Linked DNA regions of Homo sapiens: region 1 is linked to region 2. A link is a contact called in ENCODE Hi-C or POLR2A ChIA-PET data. All regions are on one chromosome and are shown on one strand. Each heading gives the region's core, a stretch centred on a gene start or an enhancer-like site at or near the end of the contact. The rest is flanking DNA. Distances are from core to core; before and after follow the strand shown. Region 1 overlaps PISD (phosphatidylserine decarboxylase). Region 2 holds the start of PES1 (pescadillo ribosomal biogenesis factor 1).

The links. Hi-C counts contacts between places; a loop is a spot of excess contacts on that map. ChIA-PET counts read pairs that join two places held with the same protein, here RNA polymerase II (POLR2A). Pooled maps may share reads with other maps.
Region 1: a pooled map shows a loop between it and region 2 (3-fold over the local background). The contact joins the enhancer-like site here to the promoter of PES1 in region 2. A Hi-C loop is called at or near these places in 4 of 50 pooled maps. POLR2A ChIA-PET finds 5 or more read pairs at or near these places in 2 of 52 experiments (GM10248 and PC-9).

The regions. Positions count from the first base shown.
Region 1 is chr22:31,634,562-31,637,261 of GRCh38, forward strand. All of the region lies in intron 3 of PISD (phosphatidylserine decarboxylase), which reads right to left. Among named protein-coding and RNA genes, the nearest start is that of MIR7109, 14 kb to the left of the region's middle. Within about 2 kb of position 1,275, at least 8 of the 41 ENCODE cell types and tissues checked have a DNase peak (open chromatin) inside an H3K27ac peak, as active enhancers do; they include PC-9, where a contact is called at or near this core.
Region 2 is chr22:30,590,488-30,593,187 of GRCh38, forward strand. PES1 (pescadillo ribosomal biogenesis factor 1) reads right to left here and starts at 1,423. Exons shown (of 15, transcript NM_014303.4): 1 at 1,323-1,423. The coding sequence starts at 1,346. RefSeq lists enhancers at 1,251-1,966, 1,446-1,745, 1,966-2,045.

The DNA.
Region 1 (2,700 bases), core at 25-2,524, 1.0 Mb after region 2:
CGTGGTGACTTAGTGTCTGTAATCCCAGCACTTTGGGAGGTCAAGGTGGGCAGATCACCTGAGGTGAGAAGTTCAACACCAGCCTGGCCAACATGGTGAAACCCCATCTTTACTAAACATACAAAAATTAGCCAGGTGTGGTGGTGCACGCCTGTAATCCCAGCTACTCGGGAGGCTGAGGTGGGAGAATCGCTTGAACCTAGGAAGCAGAGGTTGCAGTGAGCTGAGATTGCCACTGCATTCAGCCTGGGTGACAGAGCAAGACTCCATCTCAAAAAAAAAAAAAAAAAAAAATAGAAAAAGAAAAAGAAAAAGTGCTTTTAGGCCTGGCACGGTGACTCATGCCTGTAATCCCAACACTTTGGGAGGCTGAGGTGGGCGGATCACCTGAGGTCAAGAGTTCAAGACCAGCCTGGCCAACATGGTGAAACCCTGTCTCTACTAAAAATACAAAATTACTCAGGTGTGGTGGCACGCACGTGTAATCCCAGCTACTCAGGAGGCTGAGGCATGAGAATCGCTTGAACCTGGGAGGTGGAGGTTGCAATGAATTGAGATCGTGCCATTGCACTCCAGTCTGGGCAACAAGAGTAAAACTCCGTCTCAAAAAACAAAACAAAACAAAACAAAACTGCTTTTAGGTAGAGCCTCCTGGCAGACAGCTTCATGCAGGGCTGCAGGTATCTTGAGTCGGCCATCCCTCGATTCCTTCCAGCCCAGAAGTTTAGCCTTGTGTTTAAGTTCCATGTCTTTTTTTTGGAGACAGAGTCTGACTCTATCCCCCAGGCTGGAGTGCAGTGGAATGATCTTGGCTCACCACAACCTCTGCCTCCCGGGTTCAAGCAATTCTCATGCCTCAGCCTCCCAAGTAGCTGGGACTACAGGTACCTGCCACCACACTGGGCTAATTTTTGTATTTTTAGTAGAGATGGGGTTTCACCATGTTGGCCAGGCTCATCTCAAACTCCTGACCTCAGGTGATCTGCCTGCCTCCCAAAGTGCTGGGATTACGGGCGTCAGCCACCATGCCCCGCTGAGTTCCACATATTCTTGAGACACGGTCCCTCCGCTTGTCCACACACTGACCGCTCAAAGCCATTGGAGGTAGCTCCCAGGTGGGTCCTGGGCCACCTGGGGGCATGGCTGTATGAGCCACCGTTCCGCCCTCTGCGATCTCCTCCTGCCCTAGAGTGAGCCCACAATTCTCTGAGGTCAGAGCTGGCCCCTGCCAGCCAGTTCCAGTGGCATAAGAACACTACAGGAGTTCAGGTGGCACTGGGGCAGGCAGGAGGCTCTGCTTCCCTGCCAACTTGACTATTTGCCCATTTCCACACTCACACCTATTAGGTAAGAAGTAAAATAGTACTAAAGCTCCACTCCCTGCCAGCATGGGGCCAGGTATTTACATACACATCACTCTTATTTAACAACTTTATGAGGGCATGAATGGCCCTATTTATAGATGAGAATAATAAAGCTACAGCATGTACATCGCTCACCAACATGGAGAACACGTCCGATACTGCCCACTACCAGGTACACCGCGGCGCCAGGACGCGTGCTGAGCACAGGCCCATGGGGCTCCAGGAAGGGGACAGGGAGAGAAGGAGGACACAGGCCACTTCACAGGGTTCTGCCTTATGCTTAGGCTGAATGGTGGTAGACCAGACAGGCTGATCTGTCTTTATTCCTTTTGATGAATTGGAATACTGTACTATACATTTTTTTTTTATTCTAAACGGAGGCTAGAAACAAGGAAGCAGCGCTCAGACAGGAGTGAGCATACCTGCAAGCCCAGCTGAGTAAGGCCTTTCCTGCACTGCTGCTCCCCAAACACCTCAGCCCTTGCCACAAGCCCCCAGGGCCATGCCTCAAAACAATAAAACCACCTTCCGGGTTCAAGCGATTCTCCTGCCTCAGCCTCCCAAGTAGCTGGGATTACAGGCACCCGCCACCACGCCCAGCTAATTTCTGGGTTTTGTTTTTTTTTGTTTTTGAGATGGAGTCTCACTCTCTCTCCCAGTCTGGAGTGCAGTGGCACGATCTCGGCTCACTGCAAGCTCTGCCTCCCAGGTTCACACCATTCTCCTGCCTCAGCCTCCCAAGTAGCTGGGACTACAGGCGCCCGCCACCACGCCCGGCTAATTTTTTGTATTTTTTTTAGTAGAGACGGGGTTTCAACGTGTTAGCCAGGATGGTCTCGATCTCCTGACCTTGTGATCTGCCCACCTCAGCCTCCCAAAGTGCTGGGATTACAGGCATGAGCCACCACGCCCAGCCTAATTTTTGTATTTTTAGTAGAGACGGGGTTTCACCATGTTGGCCAGGCTGGTCTTGAACTCCTGACCTCGTGATCCACCCATCTCGGTCTCCCAAAGTGCTGGGATTACAGGTGTGAGCCACCGCGCCCAACCTTTTCCCTTTTTTTAAAAAGATTACATATTCGTTGGGCGCAGTAGCTCACGCCTATAATTTCAACACTTTGGGAGGCCAAGGCAGCTATATCACTTGAGCCCAGGAGGTTGAGACCTGCCTGGGCAACACGGCAAAACTCTACAAAAAAAAATAATAATAAATAAATTAAAAAAAAAAAAAAAAAAAAAATATATATATATATATATATATATATATATATATATATATATAGAAAAATTAGCCGGGCATGGTGGTGCACGCCAGTAATTCCAGCTACTCAGCAGG
Region 2 (2,700 bases), core at 173-2,672:
GGTATTAGGCCCATGCTAAGTCTTGGAGGTATAAAGATGAGTTTCAGACTGCCTTAAGAAGTTGAGTTTTCATTTATAGCGTTTTCCATTACCTTATGCCACACTTATCTCTGTCACCATGCTTATCCTTATAAATGTTAAGGGAATAAATAGTTCTCAATGGGGTACTCCCTGGGTATGTGCTGGGGGGAGGAGAGTTCAGCAATGTTTGGAGACATTTTTGGTTGCTGGGTGCTACTGGTATCCAGTAGGTAAAGGATCAGGGATGTTGCCAAATATCCTACTACACACAAGACAATCCTTCCCACAACAAAGACTCATCTTTGTTGATTCTGGCTCTGAAACCCAGCTTTTAAAAACTGTAACGATTTTGTTACATATCTACATCTGCAACTCAAGGGCAGGTTTTCCATCTTGTATCTTTGCAGTTCCGATGGCTAGCACTGGATACTCAATGTAGTGTGTTGGGTTAAGAACACTGGCAATAGAAACTTTCACTCTGAAAGAAACACTTAAGCCAACTATATATTCCTCATTCCCATTCCCTTCCCAGTCTTTTCATGTCACTGGGCCGATTCTCCATACAGCCACAAGAACTCCCTGAAAAACTCTAATCGTGTTACTCCTCCTTTTTTTCCTACTGCACGTAGAATAAAATCCAAGCTCTACACTATTCCTACTGCACTTAGAATAAAATCCAAGCTTACAGGCCTTGCACGATACAGTACGTGTCCAACCCCAATCTTATCAGATGCCATTCTTTTCTTGGTTTACATGCGAGTCATCCTAATGTCCTTCCAACTCCTTACACACAGCAAGCCTTCCCTGCCTACTGATCTTGGCACTTGGTTTCCCTTGTCAGGCCTGCTCGCTAAGCACTCCCATGCCCCAGAACCCATCCAAGACGTTCTGATCTTTCCCATTTCAGCCGAAATGTTATGCCTCGAAGAGAACTTCCAAGACAACACTAACCAACTAATGTAACGGTGCAGTAACGGTGAGCTCTACGTAATGTTTATCACCCTTTCGGTAAATAGTGGTCCCACGGCTCGGCCTGCTTTTGGAATGAAGCTACGCTTGGTAAGTTCAACTCTCTTTCACAGCCCTCTCCACAGAAAGAACTCTGGAGTTCGTTCTCGGATTTCACTAAACGAATACTGCCATCCTTGTCCATTCTCGGACCCCTTCTCGCAGCTGATTACGGTCACGTCGATCCCGTCTTTCCAGTCTCCACGAGACGGAGCCCGGGAAAAGAGTCGACCCCATGCTCTGCCGCCCCCGCACCCCACCCCTCGGGAATCCCCACCGTCTTTCCCAATCACCTTCTTCTTCTCAAGGCCTCCCATCGCTCCACGTTGAGGAGCCGACTAGGGCCGCGCGTACAGGGAGCTCCACTTCCTCCCGCACGTGCCCTGCCAAGGACCCCGAGGACCCTCCCCACCCCACGCTGTCTGTTTGTGCGGGCTGCCCAATGAGATGCCTGTACAAGTCCAGGGAAAGATGGGGATTTCCTCCTCAAGATTTAAAACTATAGTCTGAAAAAAATCACTGAGAACACTCTTTCCAGATCTTTCCCGCTCACAATGGTTACAAACACTTTAAGTGTTAAAACAAACGTGGATATACAGGCTTTTCTGTAATCACCCTGATGACGATTCATTGACTGTGAGCCTCGTTGCATGTTGGGACGGAGAGGGGCGGAAGGCTTAGGGACAGCGCGGTGCCTTCTGGGATGCAGAGGGGCGCCGCACTCCATGGTGCGCGATAGGATTGCGTTGTCAAGGTAACGGTTGCTAAGCGTCGTCAGACTTCGGCTGCCGCTGCTGAGAAGCGGTTCCCGAGGGGCAGGGTGAGACTGCGCTGAGTTCCCACCGGCTTCGGGTTCTCTTTGGTTCATTCGCGGTTATGCGGCTAAAATAGAAAAAAGGAAGACATTTTTCCTCGCGGAGGTATAGAGATCCTAGAGGCCACTTATATTTTCTGAGCCTTAGTGGTGGACTCGTGGTATATTTAAAATGTACATTCAAGGCTGGGAGCGGTGGCGCACGCCTGTAATCCCAGCACTTTGGGAGGCCAAGACAGGCGGATCATCTGAGGTCAGGAGTTCGAGACCAGTGTGACCAATATAGTGAAACCCCGTCTCTGCTAAAAATACAAAAATTAGCTGGCCATGGTGGCACACGCCTGTAATCCCAGCTACTCGGGAGGCTGACGCAGGAGAATCGCTTGAACCTGGGAGGCAGAGGTTGCAGTGAGCCGAGATCTTGCCACTGCACTCCAGCCTGGGCGACAGAGTGAGACTCCATCTCAAAAATAAATAAATAAATAAAATTAAATGTACATTCAACATATTCGAGCTTTTAATTTGTACACATAAATTCTGTAAGTGTTCCTCAAATAATAATTCCAAGATTTATACAAATAGTCACATCACCTTGAGATGGTGCAGTCTGGAAGTAGATGCAATTTTAAGAGGTTTTTTTTTTTTTAAACGTTTCTCCCTTTTTCCAAATTCCAAATTTCGTTCGAAGATGATCTCAAAAGTTTAAATTTGAGGCTCTTGTGAATGTGACCTGGCCCAAGGACTTGGTCTTAGAACTTACACAGAGACAGACGTTAAGCACTGGTGAATACTTGTTTTGAACTATGTGACTTGCACTATCTAATTTAAAGCTAAAATTTAAAACCCAGCAATTCCAC